Linked DNA regions of Homo sapiens: region 1 is linked to region 2. The links are chromatin loops, found by intact Hi-C in ENCODE. Cell type or tissue: CD4-positive, alpha-beta T cell. All regions are shown on one strand. Each heading gives the region's core, and the rest is flanking DNA. Links, peaks and the distances in the headings are about the cores only. Region 1 has its middle 35 kb from the start of PRSS50. Region 2 has its middle 51 kb from the start of MYL3.

The links. A loop is a pair of places that touch in the nucleus more often than their neighbours do. Peaks named below come from ENCODE experiments on the same cell type or tissue, not always from the same donor. Only the 100,000 strongest peaks of a DNase experiment are listed, where the experiment ranks them.
Region 1: a loop joins it to region 2, with 11 times the contacts of the local background. A loop is called at or near these places in 6 of 110 quality-filtered maps.

What each region holds. Positions count from the first base shown.
Region 1 is chr3:46,745,259-46,760,342 of GRCh38, reverse strand. It overlaps the pseudogene PRSS43P. Among named protein-coding and RNA genes, the nearest start is that of PRSS50, 35 kb to the right of the region's middle. In CD4-positive, alpha-beta T cell, for the core only: no CTCF peak of the experiment used is centred there; no DNase peak of the experiment used is centred there; H3K27me3 peaks cover 421 bases.
Region 2 is chr3:46,804,603-46,819,686 of GRCh38, reverse strand. It overlaps the pseudogene PRSS44P. Among named protein-coding and RNA genes, the nearest start is that of MYL3, 51 kb to the left of the region's middle. RefSeq lists a silencer at 7,056-7,135 and an enhancer at 7,533-8,157. In CD4-positive, alpha-beta T cell, for the core only: no CTCF peak of the experiment used is centred there; a DNase peak (open chromatin) is centred at 7,066; H3K4me3 peaks cover 951 bases; H3K27me3 peaks cover 190 bases.

The sequences.
Region 1 (15,084 bases), core at 3,509-11,508, 60 kb after region 2:
CTCTAGCTTCAGGTCGTTTCCTCACAGACATGCACTGACCAATACTCAGTTTAATACTCAAGGGGGAGTATTTGTGTTGCTATAAAGGAATACCTGAGGCTGGATAATTTATAAGAAAAAGAGGTTTATTTGGCTCATGGTTCTCTAGGCTGTAAAGAAGCATGGTGCCAGCATCTGCTTCTCATGAGAGCTTCATGCTTCTTTTTCTCATGGCAGAAGGCAAAAGGGAGCTAGTATGTAGAGATCATATGGCAAGAGAGGAAGCAAGAGAGGGGACATGGATGTGCCAGGCTCTTTTTAACAACCGGCTCTCTTGGCAACTAATATAGTGAGAACTCACTCACTCCTCCTCTTCCAGGAAGGGTATTAATCTATTCATGAGAGATCCACCCCTATGACCCTGACACATACCATTAGGCCCCACTTCCAACACTGGGGATCAAATTTCAACATGAGATGTGGAGGGGACAAACATCCAAACTACAGCAGGGAGCCTCTGCAGATCTTTGTGTTCTTTCTTTGTGCCACTCTCCTCTGCAGTATTTTATCAGCACAGCCGCTTCCATGTTCCTGGCCTCTCAGCAATACCTGCTCACATCCAGGAGCCTGCTGGATTCTGCCTACGTTCTCCTTCTCTGTACTGTGGCCTGGAAATTCTCTCAAGTCATAAACCTGAGGCAGTCACAGGGCTTACACCATTTGTTTCCCATCTATTAGGGATTCTATTTTTTTTGGTGGGTGTCCAGTATCTTAAAAACTATTGTTTCAGATGTTTGTCCATTTTTGGTTGTTTCAGGTGGGAAGGTCAGTCTTTTTATATTCCACGGCTAGAAGGAGAAGTCAGCATTTAATAACTTACTTTCTTTCTTTCTTTCTTTCTTTCTTTCTTTTTCTGTCTTTCTTTCTTTCTCTTTCTTTTCTTTCTTTCTCTCTCTCTTTTCTTTTTCTTTTCTTTTCTTCTTTTTTTTTTTTTCCGGGTCTTGCTCTGTTACCCAGGCTGGAGTGCAGTGGTACAATCATACCTTACTATAACCTCAACCTCCTAGGCTCAAGTGATCCTCTTGCCTCAGCCTCCTGAGTAGCTAGGACTACAGGCATGCACTACTATCCTCAGCTAATTTATTTTATTTGATTCAGAGACAGGGTCTCACTATGTTGCCTAGGCTGGTCTCAAACTCCTGGGCTCAAGCAATCCTGCCTCAGCTGCCCAAAGTGTTGGGATTACAGGCATGAGCCACAGTGCCCAGCCAATATTCCTTTATAATTAAAAATATCTATCATAGGTAATTTAAAAATATCTCTTTAAGTTGCTTTCCCTTTTTCATTCTGTATTTGCTTTTTTTCTTTTATTTTAATCTTACTAGAATGTTGTTTAATTTATTAGGCTTTTCAAATAACAAAATTCTGATGGTGCTAATTCTCTCCACAATTTTTTCTCTATTTTATTGATTTCCTTTTTTTTAAGAGAGAGGGTGTCACTCTATCACCCAGGCTGAAGTGCAGCAGCCTGATCATAGCTCACTGTATCCTTGAACTCCTGGGCACAAACGATTCTCCTGTCTCATCCTCCCAAGTAGCTGGGACTATAGGTGCACGCCACCACACCTGCTGGTTTTTTTATTTCTAGTAGAGACAGGGTCTTACTATGTTGCCAGGATAGTCTTGAACTCCTGGGCTCAAGCAATTCTCCGACCTCAGCCTCCCAAAGTGTTGGGATTACAGGCCTGAGACATTGTGCCTGGCTACTTTATTGATTTCTGCCTCCTTTTTCCATTATTTTCTCCTTCGTCGCAAATTCTTTCTTTGAGTTTACTCCATTGATCCTTTTCACTTTCTGAGTTGGATGTTTATCTCATTTGCTATCAGTCTTTCTTTTCTGATCTTGTCAAAGCTGTAAATTACTTTCTGGGACTGGTCTATCTGCATCACATATGCTTTGATATGTAGTGTTTTCATTGGCAGTCACCTCTAAATGTTCATTATTTCCCTCATGATTTTCTTTTTATAGAAGAACCACTTAGAAGGGTTTTGTTTTTGTTTCAGAAAGATGGGATTTTTTGATATGTTAAAAATTGATTTTAATATTATTGACTTGTGACTCAAGAACAGAATCTATATACCAATCATTCCCTGGAGTTTGTTGTTCTCTGTGGCATCGTTTCTGAATGTTCCCTTAGTGGTCATTGAGCAAGTGTTCTCTGTTGGTAGTTGTAAAATTTATTATATAGCTAAGGTGAAGATTATTAATAGTCAAATCTTCTTTATCTTTGCTTAATTTTGTCTGTGTAATCCAGCAGTTTCTTAAGGGTAACATATCAAAAACTCCAGTCTCCCATTAATTGGTCACCTGTTTCTTTGAGTATTATAGGCTTTTTTCTGCATCTTCTTGGTCATTTCTTATTTATACTTTATATAATAAGATTCCTTTTTGTCCCTTTATCATGATCTTGCCTTAAATACTATGATCTAAGAAGAAAATTGCTATACTACTTACTTTGTGTTTCAGATTTGCTTGGGATTTCTTTTTCTATCCCCCTTTTTCAATTTATCTGTATCTTTTTGTTTTAAATTTGTCTCTCCATATAGTATATTTCTGGATGATATCTTTTTTCTCTAATTGTAAAGTATTTGTTTTGTTTGTTTTTTTCCAACACATTTACATGTAACACAATTGCTATTGTATTAGGATTGATTAGAGCCATCTTGTTTTGTGTTTTCTATTTATCATACTTTGTTCTGTTTTGTTTTGTTTTAAAGAGATGGCATTTCAATATGTTGTCCAGGCTGTACGCAAACCCCGGGGCTGCAGTGATCCTTCAGCCGCAGCCTTCGGAGTAGCTGGAACCCCAGGCTGCAGGAAAGCAGGCTCTTTCTGTTTTGCTTGAAACCTTCCACTGGGTAGACTGTATTTTTTGCTGCTTTGAAGGGTATCCAGTGATTAGATTACACTCAACTTGGGCCGGGTGCGGTGGCTCACCCCTATAGTCCCAGCACTTTGGGAGGCCGAGGCGGGAGGATCACGTGAGGTCAGGAGTTTGAGACCAGCCTGGGCAACATGGTGAAACCCCGTCTCTACTAAAAATATAAAAATTAGCCGCTCGTGGTGGCCCGCGCTTGGGATCCCAGCTACTTGGGAGGCTGAGGCAGGTGAATTGCTTGAACCTGGGAGGTGGAGGCTGCAGTGAGCTGAGATCATGCCACTGCACTCCAGCCTGGGCGAAAGAGTGAAACTCCATAGAAAAAAAAAATTACACTCAACTGGATAATCCAGGAAAATCTCTATCTTAAGGTTCACAGGACGAATTACATATTGAAAGCCACTTCCTTCACAGCACTACCCGGATTAGTTTTTGCTGAGTGACCGGGGCTCGCGAGAGCCGCCTCAGGTCTCCGCCGGCACACTGGGGTCCCGCCAACACCACGACCAGGGCGGAGCCGCCGCGAGGGGGCACCACGAGGCGTGCTGACGGTGCCCATGGCGTCCCAGGACGGCCTCCGCAGGGGCCGTGGAGGCACACGCCTGAGCCTCCACCTCCTGATCTGGCTTCAGTTCCTTCAACCCCTGCTCAGTGAGGCTGGGAGTGGACAGGGCGGGGCTGGGCTGCACCCACGTTGGGTGTGGGGTGGCAGTGGGGGCGCTGTGGGAACAGGCAGACGCGGAGGAGGCGCCGCCAGGCCAGCTCCTGTTCGCCGCGGGTCCCCGTCTTCACCAGGTGAGCCATACCGACCCGAGGAGGATTCCAGAATGACCCCGGCAAGCCCAGAAGCCCGGACGTCTCCTGTGCACCCGAAATTCCCCAAAATTCCAGAAACTTCTGTAGCTCCAGGGTCTCCAGCGACCGCAGGGCCTCCAGGATCCTGGGTTACTTCAGCATCTACAGTGGGAGAAGCCTTGGAATCCGACGGAATCTCTGACCTTGGAAGGCAGTTTTCTCAGGGTATTGTTTCTGGTGCTAGATCTGTCCTGGCCTGCGGGGTAGGTCAAAGGGGACACAGCCTGGCTCAGGGAGGTTGAGGGTCAGACCCTGACCTAGATGATTTGAGAGAGAGGATAGATAACCCGCCTCCGCCCTGGGCAGCCTGGTGGGGTGGTGGGAAGGTAGTGGCTTCACTTCCAGTCCCCTCTCTTTACTGAGCCCACCAGCCTGTGGCCACCGTGTTTCAAGGATGATTGGAGGATTGCCAGCCCCAAACAAGAAGTGGCCCTGGCAGGTGAGCCTGCAGACCAGCAACATACACCACTGCGGAGGCTCCCTCATCGACAGGCGCTGGGTGCTCACTGCCGCCCACTGTGTCTTTAGGTGAGTGTTTGGGGCTCAGAGCTTGGGCCCTGATCAGGCTGTGGGACCTGGAGCCAGTCTGTCCCCTTCCCTGAGCTTCCTCTTCCTCATCTGTAAAAGGGGGTGACAGCCCCATAGTTTTTATCCAGTCTGGGTGAGACCTGAGTATTTGCATTTCTAACAAGTTTCCGGGTGTTGCCGCCGCCGCCGATCTGGGGACCACTGGCTAAAGTGGTCAGGGGTCCTGAGGGGATGTGGTTGGGAGGGAGGGAGGTGGCTGCTGGCTGGCATAGGAAGATGGGACCAGGCTTGGAAGCACCTGGAAGGTGTGGAAGGGGAGCATAGACGTCCCCCCAGGATCTCTGTGAAGGCCATCTTTTCTCTCAACAGTAATTTGGAATACAAGGTGAAGCTGGGAGACCCTGACTTGCATGCTGGTTCCAAAGAGGCACTGGTGATCCCAGTTTGAGACATCATTTTTCCTAGCAATTTTGATTTTGCCACTTTGACAAGCGACATTGCCCTTGCTCTGCTCGCCTACTCTGTGAATTATTCCTCACATATCCAGCCTGCGTGCCTCCCCGAAAAGCTTTTTGAAGTGGAAGCTGGGACAGAGTGCTGGGTGACTGGATGGGGCCAAGTGTCAGAGAGTGGTGAGACAGGCAGGATGCTGAGGTGGGACAGTCTGGTGGGCTGGGCTTGGCCTGCAAGCTATTGGGAGAGGCAGGGAGGCCATTTTCTAGCAGGTGGGTGAGGGAGGAGGGTGGAGAAGATGCTGCCAGGAAGTAATTTAACAACTATGTTATGAATTTCTGTCGTCATATTGGGACCTTGGGGCTTGGGGGCCAAGTGTAGTGGGTTCTCTTCAGGGTAAATTTCAGCTCAGGGTGATGAGCTGTCTGCCAATAGGAGCCAACCCCCACTAGAAGGACCTGCCTTGATGGGTTGAACTTCTTCACCCTAGCAGTGTAGGCCAAGCCAGAGCAACCCTGCCAGTGAGGCTGTGGGGACTCCTATCCTTAGGGAGAGGCACTACCTGTCTAAGAGTCTGTGATCCTGCTCTAGAAAGTAAAGATGCTTTACTGATGCACAGGACAGCCTGTCATTTCTGCTGATACTCAGAGTGACAGATACTTGGTTGCCATTTTTCAGGCTGACAAGGCCTTGCCTCTCCCTCTCCTGATCTGTTTTTCCTTTTACTGTCTTGATTTTGCTTCTTGTCCTTTCCTTTCTCCATGTCAACATTAAGCTCGAGTTTCCTTCTATGTCAAGTGGTGACATTGTCCACTGCCCTGACTTCCTTTAATTTGGGCAGTTGTGTTAAACACACCAATCAGGACTCAGAGTGGGCACTGGGGGCTCCTGTTCTATCCCTTTGTGAAGATCCACTCTCTTGTAAATTGTGTCTTTGCAGTTTCAGGACCAATGCCACTTGTTCTTCAGGAGACTGAGCTAAACATTATGCGTCATGAGAAATGTTGTGAGATGCTCAAGAACAAGAATATATCCAAGAGTAAAATGGTCACGAGGGGGACCGTCTGTGGCTATAATGACCAAGGGAAGGATGCCTGTCAGGTCAGTTCATGGGCGTCTTGCTGCCTCAGCATTGCAATTGTCTCCTCAAAGCTTCCTCATTCCCAGCCAGTAGGGCCTGGGTTATCTCCTAGCCCCTCTGTTTACCCTTATTCATGGTAATGGGATGTGAGGACAAGCCACCAAGGCTCTCCTGGGCAGCCTACCTGATCCTTCAGGAGAGAGCAACTGACACAGCCTGGAGTGGGAGGAGGGGTGAATCAGGCAGGTCCCACCAACAATACATGCTCCATGTTTTGAGACCCTTCTGTGTGACAGGCAGTGTACTCAGGTTAGCACTTGACTCATTATTGTCTCAGAGTAGGCACGATTTCATTAGGTATATTCCGTTTTTTGGAACACGCCTTTTTAGTAGGTACATGATTTTGGTTTATTGGAAATTGTCAATTCTCAGATCTCATATTGACAGATACCTAAGGCTAGGAGGGTCTTAGGGGTTCCTGGGGAAGCCCCCTGAGTGCCTAGCTCTGTAGCGCATTGCAGTGCAATTAGCCTGCTCTGATGTGGATCCTATTTCTTTCCTACAGTGACTGTCTTTCTTTTTCCAGGGAGATTCTGGGGGGCCCCTGGTCTGTGAATTAAATGGCACATGGGTCCAGGTGGGGATTGTGAGCTGGGGCATTGGCTGCGGTCGCAAAGGATACCCTGGAGTTTACACAGAAGTTAGTTTCTACAAGAAATGGATTATTGATCACCTGAGACAAGCTTCCTGTTTGAATTCAAAGACTTCCTCATCCTAGTCCTGTGTCTGGTGATGCCCCTGGGCATCCTGGTGACCTCGTGATCAGACCCCATTCCACTCTTCTGCTGTTTCTGAGTCTCACACTTAGGTGTCTCCTCTGACCAACTTCCCACTCCTTCTCAATGCCCTTTCCGCAAATCCCAGTTGGAATCCACGGGCCCTCTGGAGATCCGTACAATAGAGCATGGCAGGGAGACTGGGGCCTGGAAAGTGCCCCTGCCTGGTGCTCTGGTCTAGAGGGCCAGCTGCTCTGCCAGGTGGGCCACGGTGACTCGTCAATATCTGGAGGAACATCTATCAAAGAAGAGACATCATCAACGGTGAAGCAAGCGTTAGATGTGGTTCTGGTTTCAGGGCTCTCACCTGAGACTTTGTGAAACCAGCCAGCTGGGTGATTGCTCACAGAGAGTGAAGGAGGCGTTACCAGGTCCCTGCAGACGTGTGAGGCCTGGGACTTCCACTCTGGCTCAGTTGTCTGGGGCTGGGAGAAGTTCCCCTGCAGCCCAGTGTGGATCCATCTGTGAGTGGACAGCCTCTGCCACACTAGTTCTTTTGGAGCAACCCATTCTTGGCACCCCCTTCCTCAGTGCCCTAGTGGCCACTTTCAGGGACACCACAAGTTGTGTTGAGGCAGTTATGAAGTGTGGAGTTTTCATAAATCAACTGAATAAATGTTTGGAGAGTCTCCTGTTTCTGAAGCTCTGCTCACTGGCGAGTTTGGTTGAATATAACATACTCTATAGAGAACTGGCTTCCCATTTAACTAAGGAAGCTATTTGTGGTTCTTATTAAAATGTAGAAGGACAGGTGAGGCCCTGCTTCCTCAGACATGAGCTCTAGGGATGATTTGAGCCAATGGGTCTTGTTCCCTGTATGCCTGTTATAGCCATCAGCATCTCTGCAGGGAGCTCTGTAGTTGAGCTTAACAGTCTCTACAGTTAGGGATAGGGGATCAAGAGACACTGGAAGTAGGCCCAGGAGTGAAGTTCGGGTGTGAGAAACATTCCTCCTCATCTACTGCTTCTCCTTGCTGCTCCCTCCCACTTGGTTACCAAAGATAGGCGTTCCCACCGGGAGAAGGGCAAGAGAGATTCACTGTAGTATACATAGGTTCTCTCCCCTCATTACAAAGTCTGGTGTCCTGGAGTCTCTCTGTCTAGCTACTGATCAACCCCCTCCCAGCCTCTTGCCCTTTGCCCTTCTAGGGTTGAATGTTTAACCCCCAGGTATGGGTGGGCTTCAGTGGACAGTCTGTATCAGTCCCTTCTGTTGCCTGAGGAAGGCTGAGGCCAAGAGACTGAGAGCTTACATCAAACCCAGTCTCTTAATGAATATAGCACTACCTGCTTTAAGAAACCACTGATTTATTCATAGATTAATAAAACAAATTTAACTTTTTTTCCCTAGAACATCCCATTACAGCGTTCTTGGTCAGCAGGTAGCTTTCTCCATCTCGTGGCTTGCTCTCAGTCCTGTAGTTAATGCTTTACCTGCATCAGAATCCCCTAAGGCTTGTGAAATACAGATTACTGGCCTGCACAGTGGCTTATCCCTATAATCCCAGCTACTTGGGAGACTGAGGCAGGAGGATCCCTTGAGGCCAGGAGCATGTAGCATGTCTCTTAAAAAAAATTAGCTGGGCATGGTGGCCTGTGCCTGTAGTCCCAGCTACTCTGGAGGCTGAGCAGGAAGAAGTCTTGAGCCCAGGAGTTTGAGGCTGCAGAGATATATGATCATGCCACTGCCCTCCAGCCTGGGGGACTGGAGGAAACCTCATCTCTTAAAACAAAATTACAGATTGCTGGTTCCTGGTTCCACCCCTGGAGTTTTCAATCCTGTAGGTCTGGGACGGGGCCTACATTCTCTGTCTTTCAGGTAGAAAGACCTTAAAAGAATGTACGTTTCTAACAAGAATGTACATTTACCTGAAAGACCTAAAGAATGTACATTTCTAAGTTCCTGGCTCATGCTAATACTGCTGGTCTGGAGACCTCACTTTGAGAAGCAATGCTCTGCATTAACAAGAATAGAAAAGGCAACCTCCTGTTGACTGCCTTGGCATGGAAGTGGCACACATCACCTCTATTCATGTGGACCCACTTAGGTGCCAGGCTGGGGAGGGAATGTGGCTCCAAGTCCAGCTGATCACTTCCCAATCTCTGCCATGCCTAGCAGATCCAAAGACAGCATCCTTCTGCAAAAAATCCCTGTGGAAGCCCAAGGCCTGGCACAAGCCACCATTCCTTTTAGCTGCCACGATCTTACTGGTTGTCTGTGGAAGAGGACACATGTCTTTCCTTTGTCTGGTCTCCCCCAAGAGTCCTTGTTTTACAGTAGTCTTAGATCCAGCTCAAATATCACTTTTTCAAAGACATCTTCTCTGATTCCATAGCCTTACAGTTCTTTTCCTTTTTTTGTGCTTTCTCCATCTTTCCAGATTCTCAAACCAAGAGTAATTGTGAAACTCTCCAGTGCGCTGGGACCAGGGAACCAAGGGTGTAGTCAGAGGCTGGGCAACAGGATGCCATTAGTAGTCCAGGGATGCGGTGCACCTTCATCGGCCAGGTTCTCTGGGCATTGTCACCAACTTAAAACCCTTGGGGGTGCTTTCATGGGGCCCGCCACCCTGGGAGCAATCACAGACTCAGGACTCCCAGGTCGTCCTCAAGAACAGGCAGGAGATAGAGGTGAGGGAAATGCGCCAGTTTTGCGGGGAGCTGTCGGGAGTTCCCGGCGCCATCACGTGCTACAGTGCGGTCACGTGTGCAGACGCCAGGCACATGCCGGGCTCTCGGGAACCGTCTCCGCAGCCGCCAGGTGGCACCTCCCCAGCCTCATGGCCGTCTCACGGTCGAGCCTCGATCCCCCAGCCTCATGGCCTTATGATGGCCCCCAGCCTCATGGCCTCGACCCTCCAGCCTCATGGCCGGGCGTGGGGCCCGGAACCTCCAGGCCCTCGGTCCTGAGCCGCCGCGTCCTGCTGCCGCTGCTTTTTCTGCTGCCGCTGAGCTCGGGTGAGGTGGGCGCTCCTCCGCAGCTCTACCTTCCCTCTCCCCGGCCCCAGCCCTGCTCCGCCTCCAGCTCCGTGCCTGGCCTTGGAGGCGGGGGACTGGCCCGGGGTGTGGCTGCCTACTCCTGGGTCGGGGATTTTTGCGGCCCACGCACCCCGCGGTCAGCTCTCCTCTACTACTCGCGCCCAGGACCTCGCCAGGGCGATTCCAGGATCTTAAACTCCTGCCCTCTCTGGCCTCCTCCGTCAGGGCACACCTGTCCTACAGCGCCCTGAACCAGCGGTGCGGGAACCCCTTTCGCTGCCAGTCTGGACACCGTGGCTAATGTCCCTACCACCCGAGCCGCCCTCAGGCCTCTCATAGGCTCCCCCTCCACCCCCCGCTCTGATCTTCTCATGGAGCTGAGCCCCACTGGAGACCCCACTTGGACATGCTCTTTGGCCCAGGAAAATTCTTGGTCCCCATCCACTACAGGAATATTCTAAAATTCACCTTCTTCCCAGATCCTCTATTCCAACCCAGCTTGCCTCCCTAGCAGCCCATCATTCCCTCAGAAAACACAGGCTTTGGGTGCTGTCTTCCTGAACCCAATCCCCAAACCCACAGGGGCCCCTCCAAACTGGACTGCTCAACACCACCCTCACCTACTTCTTTAGGAGTCAGAGAGGCCTGCTTCTGGTGCAGGGCCAGCGGCTCACCTGTGCCCTGCTGTGTGGGCTCTCCCTGTGCGACACTCCCTCCACCATCCTCTCTCATAGGTATCCTCTTGTTTTTGCTTTGCTGATTTTTCTCCCCCATCTCTTGCCCCTTCACTGCGAGACCTCCCAAATGTCTTCACTCCATGCTTCCTGCCAGTGCCTCCTCGCTCTCCACTTAACCCTTAGTTCCTTCCTGGGCTCTCTCCACCCTGATCATCCCTGACCTTTGTACCACCCCCTCCTCTTTCATTTTCTGTGGTCTCCTGATTCTCCTCTACCTCAAGGGTAACTCCCCCTCTCCTCTGTGTCTGTCCCATGCCACCGTGCTCTGTTCATCCCAGACGTGTTGGTGTCCCCTAAGCTGCTCTCTTTTTCCTGCTCCTCCCCTCTTAACTGCTCCCTGGGTGAACTCACTTGAGCTGCCATTTATGTGATGGTGCCTCATAAAACATGTCTGGATGTGCAGCTGCCTCCTGGACATCTCTACCTGAAAGACCTAGGAACATCTCAACCCCTTGGGGTCAATGCTGAGGTCTTCTTCTTCTTGCCAACTGACTTCTCTCATTGTTTCCTAACTAAGTGGATGGCAGCCACTTTTCTCCAAAATCAGAAACTGCGGTGTGATCCTAGACCCACCCATGTGCCTAAGTCCCCCAGACAGCTCACCGTGTCTGTTCTCACAGCCACTTCCTCATTCGGACCTCCTCATTTCTTGCCTTGGTTCTGCAGAGCCTCTGGTGGGATCTCAGTGCCTCAGTCTTGTCATCTTCCTGTCTAATATCTGGGCTGCCTATGCAAGCCTGGCTCAGTCATACCTCTGTTGATCTCCCTTTTCCCAGAGGGTCTCACCCTGGCTTCTTGGCCAGGCTTTCGAGGCCTTCATGACTGATGCCTGACTCTCCTCCCCTGGCTCATCTCTTGCCATCACAGGTCTTGCCCTTCATCCTCTGCAGTCTGGCATACACGACGATGTTTCTCCTGCAAGGAATGTGATGATCACTTTTCATTTCTGTTTACCTTCTCATCTTTAACACCTGGCACAGTAAGCCCTCCTCCCACTGAAGTGGTCTTTTCTGTCCACCACTTCTTCTGGGCTCCCCTGAAGCCTGCCACCCTGTCCCTGCACTGATCTCATGCAGGTGGTTGTGTATTTACCTCTGTCCACCCTGCTGGACACTGTATTCCTTGAGAGTAGGCTCTATTTGACACACCTCTGTCTCCCCAGCCTCTGGCTCCAGGCTGGGAACAGAGTGGGAGATTAGGACCTATTTGGTGAATGAATGAATGAACTAATTTAAAAATGCACCTCTTTGCTGTCATCCTGTCGTGAATGCTTGCTTCATCTCTGTCCCTCTTTTCTCCTCCAGGTTATAAAGAGGACACAACCAATCCAGGTAGGTAGGGTGAGACCCTGCTGCAGGAAAAGCTGAAGCTCTTGGGAGGGTATGTCTGAAGGGAGTCACATAGACAGTGGTGCTGGGTTTGTAGGAAGCAGGCATTTGGTCTAAGGGGTCTGTTTTCTAAAGAACAGCCTGCAGCTACCAGAACATATAGACCTAACAGTCTAGAGGAAAGAGGATCTTGGCCTCCCATAAGAATGCTGAGCCTCTTGGAATTCAGCCCAGGCCTCATCTCAGACCCTTTTGCACACAGAACCTTTTGAGCTCTAAGCCATTCAGTTGCAGATAGAACTTCCTGGGCCTTGTGGCAGTGTCAGTAGAGCCCAGCTCTTCTGGGTTTCCTGTCTTTTTCCTTACACCTTAGGCATGGAGCGTTGGGTTACTCCTGTTCTTCAGTTTATGGGCCTCTATTCTCATCGGTCCTGCCAGAACTCTACCCTAATTCATTATAGAATGGATGACTGATGGATTAAGTTAGTTATCCTTGCTTCTGTCCAAGCTCCACTCCCATTCCCCTTCTCCACCCGCTTAATCTTTCTTGGGGATCTTTCTGTTTGTGTGTGCTCTTGTAAAAATACATATTGCTGTCTTGTGTGCATGTATTTTTAATTTACATAAATGGTATGTTCTCTGTATCTCTTTCGGTTATCCCTTTTAATTCAGCCTCATTAAGACTTTTTAAAATTTGGAAATAATTTTAAACTTACAAAACACTGCAAAAATACAAGTAGTACAAGGAACACGCATACATATATAATTTTTTTCAGAATCAGTGGAGGGTAACATACAGCATGGCTCTTTATTGCTAAATACTTTGGTATGTATTTTCTGAGAATATTCTCTTCCATAACTACAGTGTGCTTAACAACTTCAAAAGTTTACATTCATACCGTACTTTTATCTACTATCCATATTCTAATTTGGTCAGTTCTCTAAACTCCTACTTCAGCAGTGCATGAAGGTGTATAGGTTGCCACAGACCTACCAACCCTTAGTGTGATCCTGCGTTTATGTTTTTTGCCAATCTAATAGATTGAAAAATCACTTATTGATTTAATTTTCATTTTTCTCATTACTGATGAGTTTGATCATGTCTCAATATGTTGTTGGCTTCTTGAGTTTCCTCTTCTAATAAATTGCTTGTCTCTATCCTTTGCCTATTATCTTTTTTTTTCTTGTTGGTTTCCTAAAGTTTCTTGCATAAAGTCTTGTATTCATTTTAGATATTGCAAATATTTCCTCCCTATCTGTCCTCTGTCTGTTAACTTTGCTCCCGGGCCAAAACCTCTCGATTTTGATATAATCACGTTAATCAGTTTATGCTTTATGGTTTGTGTTTGAGGTTTTAAGGAGTCCTTTCCTACCCCATGTCACATGATTTATTTATTTTACAGTTTTACCTTTTACCTTTAGATCTTCAAGTGCTATTAGCAAAGAATCCAGTTTTGGTTTTCTTATTTCTCTTATAGTGAGCGAGTTTTCCCAACACCATGTACTCAACAGTCCTTCTTTTACCCACTGATAGTGGTGGCTCCTTTCTTTACATCAAGTTTGTGCAGCACATGAAACAATCTCAAGCTCTCTATTCTTTTCCATTGTCACTTTCCATTGTCTGTCCTTGTGACAGTACCACATTGTTTTTATTATTATGGCTTTCACATGTGTCTTAATATCTGCTAGGACAAATGACCCTTCTTTGCTGTGCTTCTTCAAAGACTGAACTATTCATAGACCTTTGTTTTTCTGTTTCAGTTTCAGAATAAGTTTATCAAGTTTCTTAAAAATTCTAACTTACAAAATGAATTTATAGATTAATTTTGGAAAAATTACATCTAAAATGTTTAGCTGGTCTTTTTTTTTTTTTTTTTTTTTTTTGAGACAGAATCTTGCACTATTGCCCAGGCTGGAGTTCAGTGGCGTGATCTTGGCTCACTGCAACCTCCGGCCCCTGGGTTCAAGCAATTCTCCTGCCTCAGCTTCCCGAGTAGCTGGGATTACAGGTGCCCGCCACCACGCCCAGCTAATTTTTTTGTATTTTTACTAGAGACGGGGTTTCACTATGTTGGCCAGGCTGGTCTCAAACTCCTGACCTTGTGATCCACTTGCCTGCGCCTCCCAAAGTGCTGGGATTACAGGCGTGAGCCATCGCGCCAGGCCTTAGCTGTTGTTTTAAGAGCAGGGACTGTCTTGCCATTTATGCTGATCATTTTCTGTGTCCTTTATTAGAGTTTTAAATTTATTACCACAGGAGTCTTATGTGGTGTTAGGTAAGTTAATTCCTATGAACTTTTATCATTTTTTCGCTGCTGAAAATGTATGTTACTTCAGTATATTTTCTAGTTGGTTGTGCTGGGATAAAAAAACATTATTGTTTTTAAAAGGAAATTGTTTTATTGAAGTATTATATGCATTCCAAAAAAAATGCACAAATTATGAAGGCCCAGCTGAAGGAATTGTCACACAGTGAGCATACCTGTGTTATCACCACCCAGGTTAAAAAGTAGAATAAGTATGTAGAGAGGCTGAGGTGCGAGGATTGCTTGAGCCCAGGAGTTTGAGACCAGCCCTGGCAACATAGCAAGACTGTCTCTATAAAAATTTTTTTAAAAATTAGCCAGGTGTGGTGGCAACTGCTTGTAGTCCTGGTGACTTGGGAGGCTGAGGTGAGAGGATCGCTTGAGCCTGGGAGGTCAAGGCTGCAGTGAGCTGTGACACTGCACTGCAGCCTGGGTGACAGAGTGAGACCCTGTCCCAAAAAAAAAAAAAAAGGCTAAACCAGCACCCAGCAGCCCCCTTGCGTTCTCTCAATTATTTCCTCTGCCCTCCTTCCACAAAGTGTCCTTATTCCTGGTCTCTGGTGGGATAGGTTCTTTTCTGCCTGTTCTTTAGTGTTGTATGATGTTTGTTGTAAGTTTGGGGTATATCCAACTTTTGTAAAGTTAAGGGTTTTCCATCTATTTCTAGTTTAAGTAAGAGGGGTTTTTTTGTAAGTTATAAATATGTGTTAAATTTTTCAAATGACTTTTTCTGTGTCCGTGGAGGAAAGCACATGGTCTTTCTGTCTTCAGATTGTTAGAACCTTTTATGTGGAGAATCCACTGAGAATTCTTTCAATGTGGAACCACCCTTGCACTCCTGGGCCAATCCTTAATCATCATGGTGCATTGTTTTTTAAAAATACAACATGAGCTACTATTTTATTTAGAATGCGTGCATCTGTGTTTCTTCATACGTTCATACAACCATATAACTTGACTGATAGAACTGTGTGAAAACTGAGTGTGTGACCTGTGAATGAGGGGCCTCTGGGGTCTCCCTGCTGGCACTTTGAATGTTCAATGTGAAAACTTCTGACACAGA
Region 2 (15,084 bases), core at 3,054-11,053:
AAGAAATAGCAAGATGGTAAACTTAAACTCAACCACATAAATAATTACATTAAGTGTAAAGAAGCTGAGTAATCCATTTAAAAGACACATTTTTAGATGGAAAAAGAAAGACCCAACAATATGCTGTCTACAGGAAATGCCCTTTTTTTAATTTTTTTTTGAGACAGAATCTTTCTGTTGCCCAGGCTGGAGTGCAGTGGTGCAATTATGGCTCACTGCAGCCTCAACCTCTTAGGCTCAAGTGATCTTCTCACCTCAGCCTCCTGAGTACCGGAGACCACGGGCAAGTGCCACCACACCTGGCTAATTTTTAAATTTTTGTAGTGATGAGATTGTACCATGTGGTCCAGGATGGTCTTGAACTCCTGGGCTCAAGTGCTCCTCTTGCCTTGGCCTCCTCAAGTTGGATTTACAGGTGTTAGCCACTGTGCCTGGCAGGAAATGCGCTTTAAATATAAGGCATAATTAGATTAAAAGTAAGAGGAAGAAAAATGATATACTATGCAAATACTAATAATGAGAAAGATGTAAGGCTATATTAATATTAGAAAAGTAGACGTCAGGGAAAGGAAGATAGCCATACACAAAGAGGGACATTTCATAATGATAAAATGTGTAATTCACCAAGAACACTTAATAATCCTAATTACAGAGTTTCAACAAAAGCAATAAAGCAAAAATGGACAGAACTGCAAAGAAAAATAGACAAATCTATAATTATAATAGGGGATTTCAACACTCCTCTCTTAATAATAGATAGAACAAGTAGACCAAAAAATCAGTAAGGATGTTGAAGACTTGAGTAGCACTATTAAACAATTTGACTTCGTTGACATGTATAGAATACTTCATCTAACAACTGCAGAACAGATTCTTTTCAAGTGCACACGTAATATTTCTCAAGAAAGATCATGTCCTGAGCCATAAAACATGTCTTAATAAATGTGAAATGACTGAAATCATTAATAGTATGTTTTCTGATGAGAATGGAATAAAAAAGTAACAAATAGATATCTTGAAAAATCCCCAAATATGTGAAAATTAAAGAATACTCTTCCAAATAACCTATGTATCAAAGATAAATCACAAGGGAAATTAGAAAATATTTTGAACTGAGTTATAATGAAAACATAAAATATCGAATTTTGTGGGATGTAGCTAAAGCAATGCTTAAGATATAAATTTATGACTTCAAATGCCTATGAAAAAAGAAGAAAGATTTTAAGTTCATTATCCAAACTTCCACTTTAGGAAGCTAGAAAAAGAAAATTATTCTCAAATGAAAAAGAGGAAGGAAATAAAGACTGAAATGAAAATCAATGAAACAGTAAATGGATAACAAATAGAGAAGCTCTCAAACATTTTGGTCTCATGATCACCTTACACTCTCAAAAATTATTGAGAATCCTAGAATCTGGTTGATGTGTTATATATCTACCAATGTTTACTGCTTTAGAAATTAAAACAGAAATTAAAAAATTATTTTATTATTTATTTAAGAATAAAAATAAACTCATACATGTAAACATGAATGACGGACTTTTATGAAAAAACTATATTTCCCAGAAGAAAAAAATTAGTGAAAAGAATGGTATTACTTTTTAGTTTTTCAAATTTCCTTAATGTCAGGCTTAATGTCTCTTCTGCATTGTTTATTGTTTTGATTGAAGTTTATGAAGAAAACCTAGCCTCATACAGATACACAGTTGGAAGTGAAGGGCTAGTTTAATAGCCTTTTCAAGTAATTGTGCCTTTTCAAATTACTGTTTACACTCTGCCAGAACTTGACAAGTGGTAGATTTTTGTAATGTAGAATATAAAACTGAACTTTTGTACTCATTACGTTAAAATCAGTTGGCCCTTCACTGTGAATGGGCCTTTCACCCATGCATAACTTTGTAAAATCATTGGAAAATATTGGTTTACTTAGTTATGCAGATTTTCCAAAAGTTGACACATTTCATTATACAGTACTGTACAATATCAAAAAAGAATTGCCTTCACTCATATCACCACCAGTGTCATCAGAAAAGTCTTTAATTATTGGAAAGCTGTTGTGTTCATGGTAGCACATACACATTTTCCAAAATTCAAATTTTCACTTGAAAGCTCAAATTTTAATATTGGCAACAAATACTTTCAGTCATTTTTCTTAAAGTCACAGATTCTAACTTAGTTTATTTTTGAGAAAAAGCCTGCCAAATACTTAGGTCAAAATAACAATAGTTCTATTGCGATTCATTCTTTGAAAGTAAAAATGATGTCCCATGATAAAACCAGCTAGTTCAGTTCACAACTCAAACAACTGCACATGTGTTTTCTTGAGTCAGCATCATACTTCTGTGTACAGCAGCAGTGCTTTATGCATACTTGCCATTTCATCACACAAAATAATTAAATGCATGTGCATTAAAAGATCAATACTTAATAAATTAGTAATTTTTACAAAGATTATTTATAAGATATACATATATGTATTTTTTTATAATATGTATGAACCCCAGTAAGGATGAGATATTGGCCCTCCAGGGTAGAAGGGGGTTGATATAATCATCTTCCTACCAAATATCTAGTTGGTTTCCTTCAGGAATGTAGCACATCAAAGGCTTGGCATTGCTTTCTGATGCTGACAGATTAGACATTCAGAGCAGTAGTAGCTAGATCACCTTTGTTCAGAGGAAACTGGTGCTGTTTTATTGGGTGAATGAATAGCCTCCAATCCTGCCAACACAATTATACTCTTTTCCTGAGCACAGTGTGTAGTGCAGAGGTTGACAAGGACAGGAGCTAGCTGACCTCTACTGGAGGAGTCATCCTATCCACTTGGTTGTTGAGTACTTCCTCTTCAGCGGATACCCATTGGTGGGCATTGGTATGAGATTTTAAAAAGCCACACATATTATATCCACTCCTATAGGTCTAGCCATGTGCTTCTTCCCCAGATGTTTGAATTTTGCTCTAAGGCCCAACCAACCAGACAAGCCATTCATCACTGCTTGAGGGTCCATATGTATTCTTACTCAGGCCACTTCTCCCTTTACAACAAGCTGATGACCAGGTGTACTGTGTGAAGCTCTACATACAGGATTTCCCCTCACCACTGTCTTTTAGGGCCACTCATGAATGGGGGATTGTGACGGTTGATACTGAGTGTCAACTTCATTGGACTGAAGGATGTAAAGTATTGATCCTGGGTGTGTCTGTGAGGGTGTTGCCAAAGGAGATTAACATTTGAGTCAGTGGGCTGGGAAAGGCAGACTCACCCTTAATCTGGGTGGGCACCATTTAATCAGCTGCCAGGACAGCTATAATATAAAGCAGGCAGAAAACATGAAAAGACTAGTCTGGCCTAGCCTCCCAGCCCACATCTTTCTCTTGTGCTGGATGCTTCCTGCCCTCGAACATCAGACTCCAAGTTCTTCAGTTTTAGGACTTGGACTGGCTTTTCTTGCTCCTCAGCTTGCAGATGGCCTATTGTGGGACCTTGTGATCGTGTGAGTTAATACTTAACAAACTCTCATATATATATGTATGTATGTATATATATGTCTCCTGTCTATAGAACCCTGACTAATACAGATTTTGATACCAGGAGTGGTTCTAAAGGAACAGAATATTAAGGATGGAGTTCTTTCATTGGTTTTGGGGTTTCTGGAGTTGGCTGCTTAATATGATTAGTCCCAAAAATGCGGACTCTACTTCTAAATTTTTTTTTTTTTTTTTTTTTGAGATGGCGTCTCACCCTGTTGCGCAGGCTGGAGTGCAGTGGTGCGATCTCGGCTCACTGCAACCTCCGCCTCCCGAGTTCAAGCGATTCTCCTGCCCCAGCCTCCGGAGTAGCTGGGATTACAGGCACGGGCCACCACACCCGGCTAATTTTTAAAATATTTTTAGTAGAAACGGGGTTTCACCATCTTGGTCAGGCTGGTTTTGAACTCCGACCTCGTGATCCGCCCGCCTTGGCCTCCCAAAGTGCTGGGATTACAAGCGTGAGCTACCATGCCCAGCAGGACTCTACTAATAGTATGGAGAACATGATAGTCCTCAGCATGAACTGTTTAGAGAGTTATGCAAAATAAATGCATTTGACACTCCTGATTCACCGCTCATGAAAGGCAAGGACTTTAGTGACTCTATACATAATACCTTTGACCATATGTGGAGAGCCAAGGAACGTAATGAAGCTGGTTGTTTGCTCTTAAGTTCAGTGGACAAAGTGATGAAAGAAAATGATGAACTCAGGGATTCTAACACCCAGTTTCAGAAGCAGATACTGAGCCTCAAATCTGCCAAGATTGCCCTGAGTGAGAGTCTTATCTCCTGTAGAGAAAGAGCTGAAATTGTGGAAAAACAGACATAAGCGCTTATCATGCGAGTGGCTGACCTGCAACAAAAGATGCACGCACAGCCACCTGAGGTGTGTACTGCTAAAGTGAGGGCATTGATTGGAAAAGAATGGGACCCTGCAACTTGGAATGGGGACTTGTGAGAGGACCCTGATGAAGCTGGGGACACTGAATTTGTAAACTCTGCTGAACCTTTTTGGCTAGAAGAAAAGCTTTCCCATCCCCAGTAGTGACAACATCCCCTCCCTGACCCATGCTGCCATCAGCCTTTCTACCTTTGTCTAAGGAGATAAACCCTGTGCTGCCTGAGGCAAAAGTGATGGCCTCTTCTGAGGCAGTTGCCAGACAATGTAATGTTGATTCTCCTCTGGAGCCACCCCCAACACCCCCATTTGCTTCTAGACCTGTAACTAGACTAAAGTACTGGTGGGCCCTTAGAGGTGAGGTTGAGAGTGTGACCCATGAGAAGGTGCACTACACTTGAAAATAACTACTTGAGTTTTCTCATTTGTATAAGTAGAAATCTGGAGAATAGGCATGGGAATGGATATTAAGGGTATGGGATAATGGTGGAAGGAACATAGAGTTGGGTCAGGCTGAATTTATTGCTTCAGGCCCACTAAGTAGGGACTCTGCATTTAATGTTGCAGCTCAGTGAGTTAAAATAAGGTTCTAATAGTTTATTTGCTTGGTTAGCTGAAATACGCATTAAAAGATGGCCCACTGTGAGGGAGCTGGAAATGCCTGATCTCCCTTGGTTTAATATAGAAGAAGGCATCCAAAGGCTTAGGGAGATTGAGATGGTGGAGTGGATTAGTCACTTTAGATCTACTCATCCCAGCTGAGAGGGTCCAGAAGATATACCCTTGATCACTGCCTTGTGAAATAGGTTTGTGAGGGCAGTACCTGCATCTTTGAAGGGTCCTGTAATTGTTCTTCTCTGTATTTCAGATCTAACAGTGGGAACTGCAGTCACTAAACTACAAAATTTAAATACATTGGGAATAATTGGATCCCAAGGTGGCAGGGGCCAAGTGGTGGCACTCAACCATCAAAGGCAAGGTGGGCATAGCTACTGTAATGGGCAGCAGAGGCAAAGCAGCAATCAGAATAGTCTGACTCGTGTAGAGCTCTGGCATTGGGTAATTAATCAAGGTGTTTCTAGAAATGAAATTGATAGGAAGCCCACTGCATTCCTACTTAATTTATATAAGCAGAAAACTTCTAGATCGGATGGACAACAGACTAATTTGAATTATAAACATAGAGAATCACGGCTCCTCAGTCAATTTCCAAACTTGAGCCAGTTTACAGACCTAGAACCTCTTGAATGAAGGGGAGGCTGGGTCCCCTTGAGGAAGGACCCCATTACACTACCGACAACTTATGCTGTTAATATTTCTCCCATCCTTCCCCAAGGAGACCTATGGCCTTTTACCAGGGTAACTGTGCACTGGGGAAAGGGAAATGGTCAGATATTTTGGGGACTACTGGACACTGGTTCTGAGCTGACATTGATTCCAGGGTACCCAAAATGTCACTGTGGTCTTCCAGTTAAAGTAGGGACTTATGGAGGTCAGGTAATTAATAGAGTTTTAGCTCAGGTCTGACCTCGGTCCAGTGGGTCCCTGGACTCGTCCTGTGGTCATTTCCCCAGTGCCAGAATGCATAATTGGCATATACATACTTAGCAGCTGGCAGAACTCCCACATTGGCTCCCTGACTGGTAGGGTGAGGGCTATTATGGTGGGAAAGGCCAAATAGAAGCCCTTAGAGCTGCCTCTATGTAGAAAAATAGTAAATCAAAAATAATATTGCATCCCGGGAGGGATTACAGAGATCAGTGCCACCATCAAGGACTTGAAGATGCAGGGGTGGTGATTCCCACCACATCCCTGTTCAACTCTCCCATTCGGCCTGTGCAGAAGGCAGATGGATCTAGGAGAATGACAGTGGATTATCATAAGTTTAACCAAGTGGTGACTCCAATTGCAGCTGCTGTACCAGTTTTTCTAGTCCTAGATGGAAATAAATTTCATCTGCCTCAGGTTTCTGGTATAAAAGGTGCAATCCCAGTTACCTCACAGGCCTGGGTGAGGAAAATGCCAAGAGCTGTAAAAGGGCTTGGAAAAGTAAAAAAGGTGATGTATAAATGTAATGATTATCATTTTGTGCTCAAGAATAAGCCTTGGAACACAAAATAGGAAAGTAAGTCTACAGCCCTAAAATATATGCATATAAAACTTTAAAATAATGCAGTTCCAACTCTACAGATGGTATCTGGGGATTGTCTACTGCTTTAGAGTCTCAATGCCCCTTTTCTCACGTGGGTGTTGATTTCCAAAAAGGTAGCAGTGTCGTCTCTAATGTGGGTGTTGATTTTCAAAAAGGTAGCAGTATCGTCTCTAACGCAGTGGTTAGTAATGTTAAGTGCAACATGCACGTTAAAGAGTTTTAATTTTTATTGCAAACAAGTAAGGGAAGGAGACTCTAAAGCCCTGGCTGGAGGAAGCTCTGCCGTAGAGTAGTGGTCGCATTTTTGTGTGAACAAAGGGCTAGACAGCTGCCACTCTGAGGCGAGGGCCCTAGGCCAGGAGACGCTGAGTGCCTGGGAGGCTCCCGATGAGGTGGAGGGCCCTGAGTCCACGGAGAGCTGCGAAGAGAGAGAGGACTCATCTGAGTCAGGACTGCACGGCGCGACCCCGCCCAGGCCCCGCCCCTCGGACGGCCTGGTGGCCCCGCCCCGCCCCCTCGTCCCTCCCGGGCGCTCCAAGTTGCCGCCAGAACCCATGGCCGGCGTGGAAACCGCTGCGAGGCGGCGCCACGACGGAGGCTGAGGTCGCCGGCAGTATCCATGGCGTCCCAGAGCGGCAGCTCCCTGGGGCTCCTGGCCTGGTTCTTGCTTCTTCAGCCATGGCTCGAAGAGGCCCGGGCAGGCAGGGTGGGTGCGCAGGGAGGCGTAGCACTGCTCTTCCCCTCCGCGCTCCCCTCAGGGCCAGGCGGCCAGGACCCCGGAGCGAGCGGATGGGAGCCGCCACCTGTAGGGGCTCCAGGATCCCCAGCGGCCCCCCAGTCCAGGGGGAACGCAGTGCGCCCCGCTTCGGTGTTACTTCCCTCAGGTGAGTCTGATTCTTACCAGGCTCTGGCAATCCCACACACACTATCATCAACATGGACCAAAGGGACAGTAGCATTAAACGTCAGGTGACGCTTCTGGGCCATGCCCAGCCGCAGAGAACTGGCCTGGTTTGAGGGGGAGGGGACCTGCCCTAGAGGAGGAGGGGCTCAGGGGACACGATCTGTCCAGGGGCGGGGCGGCTCCCTGAGACCTGGGAGGACACAGCCATTTTCCGAAGAGCCTCAGGGGATGCAGGCCTTGCTTTGAGGGTTCCGAGGCGCATTTGGCTCTGGTGAAGGTGCTGCAGCAGCGTTACTCTTAGTCCCTTCCTTTCATTGACCTGCCCCAGCCTGTGGCCAGCGGACTTCAAGGATAACTGGAGGATTGCCGGCTCCAGACAGGAAGTGGCCCTGGCAGGTGAGCCTGCAGACCAGCAACAGACACATCTGCGGAGGCTCCCTTATCGCCAGACACTGGGTACTCACTGCCGCTCACTGCATCTCTGGGTGAGGGTTTGGGGCTCAGAGCTTGGGCCCTGATCAGGCTGTGGGACCTGGAGCCAGTCTGTCCCCCTCCCTGAACTTCCTCTTCCTCATCTGTAAAAGGGGGTGACAGCCCCATAGTTTTTATCCAGTCTGGGTGAGACCTGAGGATTTGCATTTCTAACAAGTTTCTGGGTGTTGCCTCCGCCGCTGATCTGGGGACTACTGGCTAAAGTGGTCAGGGGTCCTGGAGGGATGTGGCTTGGAGAGAGGGAGGTAGCTGCTGGCTGGCATAGGAAGATGGTACCAGGCGGGAAGCACCTCGAAGGTGTGGAAGCAGAGTGTAGACCCTGGAGGATCTTCCTGCAGCCATCTGGAATACACAGTGAAGCTGGGAGACACAAATGTGCATCATCGCTCCAAAACAGCACTTGTGGTCCCAGTTCGTGACGTCGTTATCCACCGATATTTTACGTCTCCTGGAATAATTGAAAATGACATTGCCCTTGCCCTGCTTGACTTCCCTGTGAATTACTCCACGCACATCCAGCTTGTGTGCCTCCCTGAACAGGCTTTCATGGTGCAAGCTGGTACGAACTGCTGGGTGACCGGATGGGGCAAAGTAAATGAAACAGGTGAGACTATGAAGCAAGACTACAGCAGCCCCAGACCAGGGAAAATGTTGCTCGGTGCCCTGGGGTTGATCTACAAGCTAAAGGGAGGGACAGAGAGGCAGATTTTTTTAGTAAGTCAGGGAGGAGGGTGCAGTAGATGCTGCCTGGGAATAATTTTAACAACTGGTCTATGAAATTCTTTTGGTTTGTCAGGACCTGGGGATTTGGGTGCCAGGCATGGAGGGTTCTCTCTAGGGTGGATTTTACCTCTGGGGGCGATGAGCTAGCTGTCTGCCCTTTTAAGCTGTCCCTCCCTGGAAGTACCTGCCTTGGTAGATAGGAAGCTTCCTGTGTGTGAGAAGAGGCCAGAGACCTTTCAGAGAGGTGTAGGGCCTCCTATCCTTGGGGAGAGGCTGGATTTGGTACCTTTGGGGCATTACCTGTCTGACAGTCTGTGATCCTGCTCTAGAAAGTATAGATGCTTTACTGATGTACAGGATACTGTGTCACTATTAGTACTACTATTCAAAGTGACAGATGCTTGGTTTTGGTTTCTCAGGGTGGTAACGCCTTGCCTTCCCTTTCCTGTCTGTTCTTATTTCCCCTGTTTTGGTTTGGATCTTATGTCCTTATCTCCCCATGTCAACATTGGGCCTCATATCTTCCTTTGTCAAATGGGACAATATCCAATGCCTAAGAGCGTGTCTGTGTGTGAACACATGGTATTGAGACCCAGAGTGGGTATGGGGTTCTCCTGTCCTGTCCCACTTATACACACCCACTCAGTTGTAAATTGTCTCTCTGTAGATTCATCAGAAAAGATAGTAACTGAGCCTCAGGAGGCTGAGCTAAGCATTATTCTTCATGATAAATGTAATGAGGTGCTCAAGGAAAAGATAAGAATGAGGAGTGAAATGGTCAAGAAAGGGACCATCTGTGGCTATAATGACCAAGGGAAGGATGCCTGTCAGGTCAGCTCATGGGCCTCTTGCTGCCTCAGCATTGCAGTTGTCTCCTCAAAGCTTCCTCATCCCCAACCAGTAGGGACTGGGTTATCTCCTAGCCCCTCCGTTTACCCTTATTCATGGTAATGGGACGTGAGGACAAGCCACCAAGGCTCTCCTGGGCAGCCTACCTGATCCTTCAAAAGAGAGCAGCTGACACAGCCTGGAGTGGGAGGAGGGGTGAATCAGGCAGGTCCCACCAACAATACATGCTCCATGTTTTGGGACCCTTCTGTGTGACAGGCAGTGTACTCAGGTTAGCACTTGACTCATTATTGTCTCAGAGTAGGCACAATTTCATTAGGTATATTCCGTTTTTTGGAACACGCCTTTTTAGTAGGTACATGATTTTGGTTTATTGGAAATTGTCAATTCTCAGATCTCATATTGACAGATACCTAAGGCTAGGAGGGTCTTAGGGGTTCCTGGGGAAGCCCCCTTAGTGCTTAGCTCTGTAGCGCATTGCAGTGCAATTAGCCTGCTCTGATGTGGATCCTATTTCTTTCCTACAGTGACTGTCTTTCTTTTTCCAGGGAGATTCTGGGGGGCCCCTGGTCTGTGAATTAAATGGCACATGGGTCCAGGTGGGGATTGTGAGCTGGGGCATTGGCTGCGGTCGCAAAGGATACCCTGGAGTTTACACAGAAGTTAGTTTCTACAAGAAATGGATTATTGATCACCTGAGACAAGCTTCCTGTTTGAATTCAAAGACTTCCTCATCCTAGTCCTGTGTCTGGTGATGCCCCTGGGCATCCTGGTGACCCTGTGATCAGACCCCATTCCACTCTTCTGCTGTTTCTGAGTCTCACACTTAGGTGTCTCCTCTGACCAACTTCCCACTCCTTCTCAATGCCCTTTCCACAAATGCCAGTTGGAATCCACGGGCCCTCTGGAGATCCGTACAATAGAGCATGGCAGGGAGACTGGGGCCTGGAAAGTGCCCCTGCCTGGTGCTCTGGTCACTTGCCTCAGCCATGCCTGCACCAGGGCTGTGCTCTGGCTGGTGGGAAGGAGGGAGTGAACCGATTCCAGCTAGAGGGCCAGCCTCCCTGCCAAGTGGGCCACGGTGACTCATCAATATCTGGAGGAACATCTATCAAAGAAGAGACATCATCAATGGTGAAGGAAGCGTTAGACGTGGTTCTGGTTTCAGGGCTCTCACCTGAGACTTTGTGAAACCAGCCAGCTGGGTGATTGCTCACAGAGAGAGAAGGAGGCGTTACCAGGTCCCTGCAGACGTGTGAGGCCTGGGACTTCCACTCTGGCTCAGTAGTCTGGGGCTGGGAGAAGTTCCCCTGCAGCCCAGTGTGGATCCATCTGTGAGTGGACAGCCTCTGCCACACCAGCTCTCTTGGGGCAACCCATTCTTGCACCTCTTTCCTCAGTGCCCTGGTGGCCACTTTCAGGGACACTACAAATTGTATTGAGTCTGTTATGGGGTGTGGAGTTTTCGGAAATCAACTAAATAAATATTTGGGGAGTCTCCTGTGTTTCTGAAGCTCTGCTCACTGGGGTGTGAGGTTGTATATAACATACTCTGTAAAGAATTGGCTTCCCATTTATTAGGAAGATATTCATGGTTTTTATTAAACTCTGGCAGAGCCAGGGATGAGGAGCTTGTCTGCCTTCATTTAAGTCTGACAGGTGGCTTTACCCAGTGGGTCCTGCTGCCTGTTTTTTTTTTTTTTTCCATCAGCATCTCTGTAGCTGGGAGTGTGGTACTTGAGTTTAACAAACCCTGCATCAGGAGTGGGGCATCAAGAGGGACAGAGACTGGGGTGTAGCACACTCAGACACCTTCCTGCTTCTCCTTGCTGCTCTATAACAAGTGTGCCTTGAGGAGACAAAATGGACTATGGGCTGGTCCTTGAGCCCAGAGAGCTGAGTACCCACAGGGAGGAGGGTGGGAAGGAAGAGCTCATTCTCTCTTTGTATGTGTATGTGTGTGTGTGTTTGTGTGTGCATGCAGGAGAGAGAGAAAGAGGGGAGGGGGAGAGAGAGAGAGAGAAAAAAAAAACCTGCTGCCTGAGGGAGCTGGGGCTCAGTGAGCGAAAACACTCTGCTTTTCAAACTCTACATGGTTACAGCTAAACCCAGCAAGTCCTAGGTCATGACCTACAGAAATGCCCATGAAGAAAAGTTGGATGCCCAAGACTTGCCACATATTTCTGTTACTTGCAGCTTTCTTTCAGAACAGACTGACTGACCCTTTTCCATGTTCCATCTGCGGGGAATGCCAGTATGGCTTCTCATTTCCTTCTTTCTTCTTCCTCATCAGTTCAGCCCCAGTAAAAGCATTCCCCCTTTCCACAGACCACTCCTGTGGACTCTGCTGGGCTGTGTAATGTAATGTGCCTTCTTCTGGGCTCCCTGGACTCTGCAGTCTCTGTGCCTGTTAATTTCTCTGTTTCCACTGGTTGACATTTTGTTCCTCATGGCCATGGGACTCTGTCTAATCTTTCCTTATCTTCCATCCTCCACCTCCAGGTGTGGAACAGAGCAGGAGTTTAGGAACTATTTGGTGAGTGAGTGAGTGATAATAGATAATTAGATGCTCATATATAGATAATTAGGTGCTCATATATCCTCTATTGCCTTACTTTTTTCTCTCTCTGCCCTTTCACCTCATTGCTTTGTCCTCCTTTTGCTTTCCAGGTTGCCTTCGTGAAGGGGGGAAAAAACACAACTGGGTAGGCAAGGGTTACAGCCCCTGCAGTGGGGAAAGTCCCAGGCTCCAGGAAGTTTATGGTTCTGGATGGGGTGCCCTTTGGTCTGCCAATATTAGAGCATGTTTCTTGTTATAGGAGAATAGAAATTCCATTCAAGCATCTTGGCTACTGAGGAATAGCCTCTGGCTACCAGAAAAGATGGGCATGGCCCCCCAGGGAACAAAACATCAAGTGCCAAGTAAACGTTAGTCGATTTTACTCTTTCCAACAAAAATTTTGAATTATCTTTTATGAATGAGGCACTGGCCTTCATCCACAGATAAGATGTAGATGGCAGTTGGGGGATAGAGGTGGTCATTAGGAGGACTCCTAGGTAAGGAGCTTGGTGGCTAGGTAGAACCTGAAAGAGATAGATGACACAGGGAGAGGAGTTGTTGACTGGCAGGCAATCAGTTTTACTAAAAATGCCAGACTTGAACAAAAAGGAAATAAAAACAAACAACAAAATTCCCTATGGGTTTCTAGTCATAAGGGGCAAGTGACATAGGGCGCAATAAGCATTTTTAGTGGTCTTGAAATACCATTTGCCGGCTAGGCACGGTGGCTCATGCCTGTAATCCCAGCACTTTGGGAAGCTGAGGTGGGTGGATCACCTGAGGTCAGGAGTTTGAGACCAACCTGGCCAACATGGTGAAACCCCGTCTCTACTAAAAATACAAAAAAATTAGCCAGGCGTGGTGGAAGGTGCCTGTAATTCCAGCTACTTGGGAGGCTGAGGCATGAGAATCGCTTGAACCTGGGAGGCAGAGGTTGTAGTGAGCCGAGACCGCTCCATTGCACTCCAGCCTGGGCCACAAGAACAAAATTCCATCCCCCCCCAAACAACAACAACAACAACAACAACAACAACAACAACAACAACAACAAGAAATACTGTTTGCCACCAAAAGAAACCAGGGCTTCTTGGAGAAATGGCTTGAAAAATTTACAGGTATGAAACAGGAAATATATAAAATAAGCCTGAAATTTCTTGTCATACCAGATAGCAAGGAAGCTATCATGTCAACAGGACTCAGAACCAATCAGAAGAGGCACCCTGTGTTCTGACATGTGGTGTTCCTGCTAGATCCCATTGCAGAGAAATCACAGCCATCCCTCAGCTTCTGAAGATACTGATTCACAGCTGCACCCCTCACAAAATGGGCACTCAGCCTCAGGGAACTGATTCCCTCAAGATTAAGTCTCTTCACAGGGGTATCCCATAGCAAATAATTGCTATGCAGAGATATAAAGGCCCAGTCTTCTTCCCTCAATTTGGGACAACTTGGAAAGGCCTCTTGTAGGATCAGCTGAGATGTCAGTTGCAACTGCCTTCTGTGAGCAGCTTCTCCTATGAGCACTCCTCAACAAACCGTTGGACAGAATTCTCTCTCAGAGCCTATGTTCAGGGAACCCAATCTAAGTTACCCTGCCTGGCAAAAGATGTCTTTGTGTGTTTCAGGATTCTATTGCTGTGTAACAATCACCCCAAACTCAGTGGCCTAAAACAACACATTGTATTATGGTCAATTCTCATTGTTCAAGCATTCGTACTTGCAAATTCACCTACTTGCTGAAATTTATTTTAACCCCCAAATCAGTACTCAGAGTGATTTTTGGACATGCCCAGGGCATGGAAAAATTTGAGTTTTCTGATGCCTAAGTTCCTAGCTGAGGCTGTACAATGTGCTATTTTGTCTGCTTTCATCTCTCTTACTGTAAACAAGTATCTTTTTTGTCATCTCTTAACTGTCACTTTTAAAAAAACATTTTTGTGCTTGTTGTTGGTGATTTTGCTGTTTAAAAGGGCCCTGGGGCCAGGTGCGGTGGCTCACGCCTGTAATCCCAGCACTTTGAGAAGCCAAGGCGGGCAGATCATAAGGTCAGGAGTTCGAGACCAGCCTGGCCAACATGGTGAAACCCGGTCTCTACTAAAAATACAAAAATTAGCTGGGCATGGTGGCGCATGCCTGTAATCCTAGCTACTCAGGAGGCTGAGGCAGGAGAATTGCTTGAACCTGGGAGGCAGAGGTTACAGTGAGCTGTGATCATGCCACTACACTCCAGCCTGGGTGACGGAGCAAGACTCCATCTCAAAATAAATAAATAAAAGGACCCCAAGAGTACTGCTGAAATGCTGGTTAGTGCTCCTAAGTGCAATAAGGCTGTGATGTGCCTTATGGAGGAAAAATAGGCGTGTTAGATAAGCTTTCCTTAGGCATGCATAGTTCTGTTGCCTGGGAGTTCAACCAGTCGAGTGTGCTAAAGGAGATGTCTTTAAAGGAACATACATAAAACAAGGTTATATGTTGACTGGTTGATGAGTCTATTTTGACTAGAGGCTCACAGGAATCTAACCCTACATTTCCTCTAGGAGCAATGATTCAGTATTCACGCATTCAGTCCTCATGATGACTTTATAAAACATAACTTCTGTGAATAATGAGATTCAATTGTATTCCTCATAATTTTGTAGAATAGTTGGCAGTTCTGCTGGTCTAGTCTGAGCTAATTCCTGTAGTTACACTTCAAGCATGGTGGGGATGTCCCAAGATGCTCTTGCTCAAATGGTGAGTGGTTATATGGGAATATAGGTAGGGGTGCCCTAACTTTTCCTCCAAAGGCCTTTCATCCTCCTGTAGATTAGATCAGGTGGACTCAGGACAGTGCTCCAAGTGGGTGAAAGCAGAAATTGCCAGGCCTCTTTATGCCTAGATTCAGAAGTTGTAAAACTTAATTTCTACCACATTCTGTTGGTCAGAGCATGTCACAAGGCCAGTTCAGTTTAAATGAGGATGGAGAACTAAATTTC